2 separate regions of the Homo sapiens genome follow, and region 2 is linked to region 1. Evidence: read pairs that join two places in POLR2A ChIA-PET (ENCODE). Cell type or tissue: CD4-positive, alpha-beta T cell. All regions are shown on one strand. Links, peaks and the distances in the headings refer to the core of each region. The heading gives the core; the rest is flanking DNA. Region 1 overlaps SIK3 (SIK family kinase 3). Region 2 has its middle 31 kb from the start of BUD13.

Region 1 (4,392 bases), core at 241-4,240:
GAGATGAGTCTCACTACATTGCCCAGTCTGGTCTTGAACTCTTGGCCTCAAGCAATCCTCCCACCTTGGCCTCCCAGAGTGCTGGGATTATGGGCAGAAGCCAGCATACGCAACCTAAATTATTTTCTTTTACTTAATCTAATTTGAGCTACATAACTATATTTTAGAATAGGTAATAGCACATATTTTATCATCTTGCTGATGAAGTTTTGGAAGCTGAAGTTTAGAGAAATGAGTTAACTTGCCAAAGCCACACAGGTAATAAGTAACTAGGTCAGTATTCAAATTTAGTGTTTGTTTTACTACACCATACTGTTGCAAAAAGAGCAAGATAAACCACTTCCTTTACTTTTCCAATGTCCACAGTGTTTCCTGTGAGCAACTTGGATCTTTTCTATCCTCCACCCCCATCACCTCACACCATGGCAAGAGATTCTTACTGAACCCTTCCCGGAGCCGGCTTCAGATAGGGGGTCCTAGAAAACAGCTAAGCATGCTGTCAGCCACACTGTCTATTAGTGCTTAGAAATAAACTAACAGTCTAACTGCTTAGAACTATTATTTGTAATATGATGTTAGTTAACCTGAAAGCTTCAAGACTCAGAGAAAGCCAACAGGATTATCCTAAACGTAGTCGCTCTTTAATCCCAGTTAAATAATTCCCTAAGTAGCAATACAAGTTTTTGTATGATTAGTACAGAGAATGAGAAACAACCAGGGTAGGAAGTCAGTAGATACTTGCTATATTACCAATATGATCTCTCTGGCCCTTGGTAATATACATGTGCTTGGCATTGCTGAATGTCATAGGCCTAAATCCCAAGGCCCATTAGAGAATACTTCAAAAGGATAAGGCATAGCAGAAAATGAATTCATCGGTTATTTAGGCTTTTCTTAGCTTAGACAACCTTCAAGTACCAGAAAGTGTCAGGTGAAGGAAGTTTAGAGTCTGTCCCAGAGTCCTTTTTCTGCTTACGCCTCGTGTTTCTGGGCACAGTTGTATCTCAGTAGACCTGGAGCATAGTCTTCTGATGGAGGCGAGTGCTGGCTGCTTTTCAGCCTGTGAGGCCAGCTGCTATTGCTGTATTACGGGAGATAGCGTGATTGAGAGAATTCCTTATGCACAAGATCCTTCCTTTTCTCAGCTGTTGTCATAGGCTTGAGCTGAGTTTATCTGTTTTTCTTCCTGAAGGGTCTAGAAACTCCAGCAGAGCTGGTATAGTGTTCTAAATGATCACTTGGAAGACCAGAGGGCAAAGCCTCTACCATGTAGCTGCTTCTAGCCAAGTTGAATTCCAGAGTAGCTACATACAGCTGTGTGGGAGGCCATGCTCTGCAAATGGATATAGTTAGCTCAAGAATTCTAAGCTGCTCTCTATTGTCAGTAATGTGTGGAATGAAGTATCCTCACAATTCATGTATATTTCTATGCCTGGTGTTGTTTGTTTGACACAAGTTTCCTTTCATAGGCATCCTGAGATGTACTAAAGACATATATTTTCAAGTTGGAATGACAGTGGCATACATTTAAAAGAGGATTTATTTGAGGCTAGGTTGATTGTATACCACCTAGTTTTTATAATTATGTATGTGTCTTCCTCCTCTCCCCACTAGAATGTAAGCCTCTTGATTATCAGAGCTGTGTTTTACACTCAATACCTTCCATAAAACCTGACAGCCCCTGGTAAGACATAAGCATTCAGTAAGTGTTTTTGAATGAAAAACTGAGTCATCACTACTTAACTATGGAATCTTATATCAGACTCTTGTTTTTTTTTTTTTTTGGGAGACAGATTTTGCCGCCCAGGCTGGAGTGCAGTGGTGCGACCTCAGCTCACGGCAACTTCCGCCTCCTGGGTTCAAGTGATTCTCTTGCCTCAGCCTCCTGGGTGGCTGGGACTACAGGTGCGTGCCACCACACCCAGCTAATTTTTGTATTTTTAGTGGAGACGGGGTCTCGTCATGTTGGCCAGGCTGGTCTTGAACTCCTGGCCTCAAGTGATCTGCCCGCCTCGGCTTCCCAAAGTGCTGGGATTACAGACGTGAGCCACCGTGCCCTGCCAGACTCTTGTATTATATTATTAACATGATCTAAATTATTTATTCATCAAACCACTTGGTTTTATATACTTTTTTTTTTTTTTTTTTTTTAGTGTAGAGACAAGATTTTCATCATGTTGCCCAGGCTGGTCTTGAACTCCTAGGTTCAAGCAATCCGCCTGGCTCTGCCTCCCAAAATGCTGGGATCATAGGCGTGAGCCATCACGCCCAGCCATGGTTTTATGTAGTTTTGTTATATGAGTTATTGTGAAGGTGACCAAGTCAAATGACTTTTAGGTGTAAAAGGGTGTTTTGATCTACTGTAGAGTTTGCTTCCTATTCCTTAAGTAAAATAAGTTTGATCCAGGCCAGTGTTTTTGGATTAAACTTCTCAGAGCATCCCAAAGAGCAGTTTGATAAAACCCTGAGTCTAAATTATAGAAGGATTAAAAGTTGAAACTTGCTGTTTTCTTGAGCTGTTGTGGAAGGTGAAACCTGGCCTGGCTTCATGTGTTGGCAAATATTTCCTCTGATCTGCCCTTCCACCGATGGATGCAAATAACTTAAATTTTTTGAGCACCAGATTCATTCAATATATTTTTTTAACAACATACTTAAAGCCTAGTTTACCCTATTCCCCTGTTGTACCACCTGCTAGCAGACATACTAAGATCGTTTATTTAACTGAAGGAAAATTAATTTACAGTGAAAAAACTGCAGCGTTAGTGAAGGCATAGAGATCTCTTGTGGACAATATTTTTGAGTCTTTATTGATTAGACTTCATTGTGACTTAATTAATTGTAATACTGCATGAGCATTTTATTACTGGGAACGCAAAACCCAGGCTTACATAATGCTTCTGATGGAGAATGTAACCTGCAGCTACTGCCAAAAAGCTTCTACTTAGAGGCAAACAACTCTGCCCTGATAGGCTTACTCATCAAGAACCACACAGCATCTTGCTTGGCTAAAAGCACTTTGTTTAGAACCAATGGGGCAAGGGATTAAATTGGCTCACCCACCAAGTCTCCATATACCGAGGGGCTCAGAGTCCTCAAAGCAGTTTTCTCATACCTTTTGAGACACACTGCACCGCCAGAGAGAAAAATCTATGTAGTGCTTTCATGTCAGTGAATGTAGAAATCACAGCTGATGTCAGAAAAGAGGTTAAGAACTACTTCAGAGTGAAACAGGCCAGCCGTGTTCATTCCCATGACCTAACATAACTAAAAACCAGTAGATAAATAGTGGTACTGCCCTATTTATTATTAGCCTTTTCAAACCAGCTGTCTCCTGGCTTATGGCAACCCTAAATAGAAAAATAAAAGAAGGACATTCCAAGTGGAAGGACTTCAGAGATATGGATAATAGTCAACATTTATTGACCACTTTCTATGTACCAGGCACTGTTGCATTACCTTATTTAATGTTCAGAACAACTGTCTGAGGTAAGCTGTTTTATGAGGTAAACTGTATGAGAGGTTATTTGATAAATAAGAAAACTGAGGCATGATAAGGTTAAGTAACATGCCCAAGATGCACATCTAGTAAGTGGCAAAGCTGAGATTTGAACCCAGGCAGTCTGGCTTCAGAGACCATCTAACCATATGTGTTTGTATTTTCATTCTCAATAAATACATAGTAAGTTAGTCCAAGAATCAAGAGAGTCATAGAATGGATATATTTGTCTGCATCGGGATTACTTACTGAAAAACGAGTAGCAGGAACTCTGTATTGGACCTGGAGGCAGAATTTTCTTAAACTGTAATGACTGATACTAGGAGTCAAAAGATACTAGAATGTAAACCACAAGATGGACAGCCTCCTGTAAAACAGTATAGCAAGCCAGGATCTTTTCAGGGTTGGGCTAGAGCTAAATCTTGGCATCCCTACCCTTTAGGCCAGGATTTCCTGATTTCTGAATTTTAATTCTGGCAGCATCATGCCCACCTAGAAAAACTGATCGAAAGTAAGGAAGTTCAAGAAATAGGTGTCATTTTTCTAATAAATGGATATACATGGGTCAAAACCTTTTCTTTGTGGTCTGTCTCGGGTTGATAAACTTGGTAAAACTGAAGAGAAAAGCCTCTCAGTGCATGTTTATTGATTCCTAAAGAAACTTTTCTTATGGGCTCCATCTCTTTGCGAAAGTGTTCCAGGCCATCTCCCTATGGCCTCTATGTTCAGTCACTGAAAGTGTCTCACAGAATTTAGAGATATAAAGAACTTTATTTCTATTCCAGGATATTCTGATTACAATAATTTGCAGAAACCACTAGGGTTGGAATTTATAGTTAAATGGATAATTCTCCACCTTCTTTTCTGATATCTTACTGTTGGAATATCATTTT
Region 2 (4,392 bases), core at 72-4,071, 140 kb after region 1:
GAATTTCGTGAAATGGTAGACTTCAAGTGAAAAAATAAGGAACAGTGAAATTTAAAGCAAAAATCAGCTATATAAACACATGAAGTGATATTATTTTATAAGGAGGATATACACCTTAATCAGTAGAATAGGTTTGTGGGAGGGAACAGAATGAGACTAGAATGGAGAATGAAGCGGGGAAAGGGAAGCAAAGAGGGCTTTGCATGGATGAAAGTGATCGTGTATCATGAACTCAGGCCTGTGATAACTCAGTTCTGTGCACCTGAAGCCCTAAGTGCAGCTCCAGAAGCAAGGTCTGGTTTCATGGAATTGACATTTAGTACCCATATTAGTTAGGGTAGACTAAACTGCTAAAGCAGACTCCAAATAGACATGTGTTTCCCCCCTGCTCACTCGTGTAACATGCAGGTCGTTTCAGGTTGAGAAAGTAGGAGTGAGATACTCTATGAAGTTGTTTAGGGATCAGGCTGATGCCAGCTTCACTATGGCTTCCAAGGTTGTGTTGGGCATTACCATTTTAGTGAGTTGAGCAGAACGTGAAGGATTGCTTGGCAGATGTTACCGGCTAGCTCTAGAAGCGGCACACACTTCTACTCATATTCTGTTGGTAAGAACCTAGTCACAAGGCTCCCTCTTAATGCAAAGGAGCCCGAGGCATATAATATGCATCAGGAAGAAGGGATAAATGGATGTTGTTGGACACATAACATATTATCTTTGCCACATTATATACTTCTCAGACTTGTAAAGAAAGGCTGTCCATCCCCCAGCCATTTGAGACATACATAGATTTTTAAATAGTTTTGAGACCTGAAAATCCCGAAGGGAGTATCAGTTGGGGTCACTACCAAGTTAGGGATGTCTCTTCCCTAACTCTGGCCAGTGATTGTCAGAGAAGGGCTTAGGTAGGGAGATAAAATGTAAACTGGAATTGTGTCGAGAATCAGCATTTATGAGATGGAAGTACTTTATTTATTTTTACAGCTCAGATCTTGCTGTGTTGCCCAGGCTGGAGTGCTATGGCATGCTTGAAACTTGTGGGCTGTGATCCTACTGTCTCGCCTTCCCAAGGTGGCAGAGGAGGCATTCAACTCCTAGCTCATTGTCACACCCCTTCTGCACAGCTAGGTTTTGTTTCTGTATGGGTTCGGGTTTTAACTTCATTTTTGTGGGACCCTCACGCTGTTTCTTAGGAACACCTCACTCTTAAGAGGCTCAGAGGCTTTAGAAATCTGAAATCACTTTTTTTCCCTTAACAAAGGAATGTATTATTTATTTATTTATTCATTTTTTATTTTTTTGAGACCGAGTCTCGCTCTGTCGCTTAGGCTGGAGTGCAGTGGCACGATCTCGGCTCACTGCGACCTCCACCTCCTGGGTTCAAGCAATTCTGCCTCAGTCTTCCGAGTAGCTGAGATTACAGGCATGCGCAGGAATGTATTATTTATTTTTAAGCAGAGATTAAGGTGTAGGGAAAGCAGTTAGATTCTGTTTCAGGTGAGCTCTATGTTTATTTAGTAGGCATTAGTGAACATTTAAAAACTCCACCCCCTCCAATTTCTCTGCCTGTAAGTGTGAGAACACAGCACATCTTGTAGGGCAGAGATCGCAAGCCTGTCCAGTCCCTAGCTGACTGTCATTTCCTAGGCTGTCTACTAGAGGGCAGTGTGATATGCCTTTTCTAGACTGGCGAAAGCGGAGCCCTGGGTCTATACACACTTAATAATAGTAGGCCTTAGATCTAGAACATAATCCTGTTTCCAATATGGAAAAGATTTTCAAGAGAGAGACCTAGTATTTAGGTTTTGACCAGAATCTCCCTTACTTGGGCTTTGGAAACCTTTCTCTACGTGGAAGATTTTTTTTTTCCTTTTAATCAAATCTCCTTTCTTGCGCCTCCTCCACTTTCAAGTTTAGACTTAAGAAGCCATGAGCAATGTGAAAAACCTCTGAATTGTACATTTTAAAAGGGTGAACTTTATGGTATGATAATTATATCTGAATTTAAAAATATTAAAACAGGCCGGGAATGGTAGTGCATTCCTGTAATTCCAGCTACTCAAGAGGTCAAGTGGGAGGATCACTTAAGCACAGGAGTTCAGGACCAGCCTGGACAATGAGACCCCATCTCAATGAAATAAATAAAATTTAAAAAATGTAAAAACAACAAAAAAGAAGAATCACTGAGCAGACACTCTGGCTCAGATAGAATATAATAGTAGTAATAGACGTAGTAATAGACTGGAATGACTCAGTCTCTCCTTTATCTCTCCTGAATGATTCAAACTTGATGGTGTTGATCTTGGCCTTATACAGCTTCACCCTTTCAGAAAACAAGGGCACGTGGGCGATCTTGGTGGTAGGTTGATACTCAGGCAGTACCTGTGAACCCACCCCCTTGGGAGGGGACAGAGAGCAGTCTGCTGAAAAAGGAGTCAGTCTTTCCCTCCGCATATCACATCCAGCGCCCTCTGTCAGCTAAGGAATTACAAAGTGTGTGACTTTATCCTGTCACACGTAAAAATGCAATCTCTAGTGCTTAGTAAACAGGGCCTGTTTTCTTTATTTTCCTTTTAGTAGGAGAGGAAGCAATTGTGCAGAGAGGTTAACTTGCTCAAAATCGCTCTGAGTTGGGAAAGAGTCAGAATTTAAACAACAGATTCCTCTCCCTGCAGTTGTCACCCCCACCTATCTTCACTCCAGTAGCAAGGTAAGAGGTGAGGGGGCAGTCCAAGGGACTGTTTCCTGTCCAGAGCAGTTCTTACCAGGGGTTCTCATAGCCTCTGCAAGGAGGTCCTAGTGTACTTGAAGCTGAGTTCCCCAGTCCTGGAAGAACTGCTTGCTGGTAGTTTCAGTTTGGAACTCGGCTTTGAAGATCCTAACCAAGTGTGTTAGAGGGGCACGTGCCCTTGACTCGTGTGTGTGTGTGTGTGTGTGTGTGTGTGTGTGTGTTTTGAGACAGTTTCATTCTGTCACCCAGGCTGGAGTACAGTGGCGCGATCTCAGCTCACTGTAACCTCTGCCTCCTGGGTTCAGGCAATTCTTCTGCCTCAGCCTCCCCAGTAGCTGGGATTACAGATGTGCGCCACCACACCCAGCTGATTTTTGTATTTTCAGTAGAGACCGGGTTTCACCATGTTGGTCAGGCTGGTCTCAAACTCCTGATCTCAGGTGATCCGCCCACCTTGCCTCCCAAAGTGTTGGGATTATAGGCGTGAGCCACTGCGCCTGGCCCCTTGTCTCTTTTTGCCAGGGGCTTGGGAGGTGGTAGACAAGACCTCTGGGAAGAGAGGAATGCCTGTCTGGGAAAAAAATTATTGTTTTAATTGCTCTCTTTCATTAAGTACTTACTGTGTGTCAAACGTGTATGTTCAGTGCGTACTTACATTACCTCTGTTGTCAGGGAGAGATCAGTCTGTGAATGGTTGTAGATTAGGGAGAGCCACATTTCTGGGTCTCCCAAGAAAAGGGGGGTTGGGATATCCCAGCAGGATAAACTCTTCCTTGTTTTCCCCCATACATCCTGAAGTTATAGGACCTTCATGCTGATTACTTGTTGACAGAGAGCTTGGGCACTTTACCCTGGTCACTGTGTCCCCATCAAATTTGACAGTGCTGTTGCCAGCCAGGATGGCCGTCTCCTGCTTTGGCCAGCTCAGCTCTTCATGCAGATTAAGTAGTGGGCTGCCAGCCGGGGGCAGTTTCCTTCTGCACATGCTGGATATGTTTGCTGCCCGGGGTAAAAATAATGCTGCAGGATGGAGCCATGCCAAGGGGCTTCAGGTGGTATTTAACATCTCCTGGGGCTATTTCCTCCTGGGCTTCCAACTGCTGAAAAGCAGCTCCCTTCTGCTGCTCCCCCCAGTGGGAAGTTCAGTTTGTGGGGGGTTGAGGGGGGGCGAGGGGGGGTCCTTCTGACCTTCCCTTCATTAATTGGGCTTAGTAGGGGAAGTCAGTGGTGGTCAGTCTCCTAGAGTGAGAGGTCATCAAAAAGTAGTCCATGTTACCTCCTATCAAGTTACTTAACTTCTCTGAGCCACAGTTTCCTTATTTATTTATTTTTTGTTTTTTTTTTTGATACAGAGTCTCGCTCTTGTCCCTCAGGCTGGAGTGCAGTGGCGCAATCTCAGCTCACTGCAACCTCCGCCTCCCGGGTTCAAGTGATTCTCCTGCCTCAGCCTCCTGAGTAGCTGGGATTACAGGCTCCTGCCACCATGCCCGGCTAATTTTTGTATTTTTAATAGAGACGGGGTTTCACCATGTTGGCCAGGCTGGTCTCGAACTCCTGACCTCAGGTGATCCACCCACCTTGGCCTCCCAAAGTGCTGGGATTACAGGCGTGAGCCACTGCACCTGGCCACACAATTTCCTTATTTGTAAAATCAGGGTAAT

The links. Peaks named below come from ENCODE experiments on the same cell type or tissue, not always from the same donor. Only the 100,000 strongest peaks of a DNase experiment are listed, where the experiment ranks them.
Region 2: POLR2A ChIA-PET joins it to region 1 with 5 read pairs; 2 of 35 experiments call an interaction of 5 or more read pairs at or near these places.

The regions. Positions count from the first base shown.
Region 1 is chr11:116,885,005-116,889,396 of GRCh38, reverse strand. The region is part of intron 6 of SIK3 (SIK family kinase 3); the gene reads left to right. Among named protein-coding and RNA genes, the nearest start is that of APOA1, 50 kb to the right of the region's middle. In CD4-positive, alpha-beta T cell, for the core only: no CTCF peak of the experiment used is centred there; no DNase peak of the experiment used is centred there.
Region 2 is chr11:116,740,250-116,744,641 of GRCh38, reverse strand. No RefSeq gene overlaps it. Among named protein-coding and RNA genes, the nearest start is that of BUD13, 31 kb to the left of the region's middle. RefSeq lists a silencer at 1,576-1,675. In CD4-positive, alpha-beta T cell, for the core only: no CTCF peak of the experiment used is centred there; a DNase peak (open chromatin) is centred at 1,651.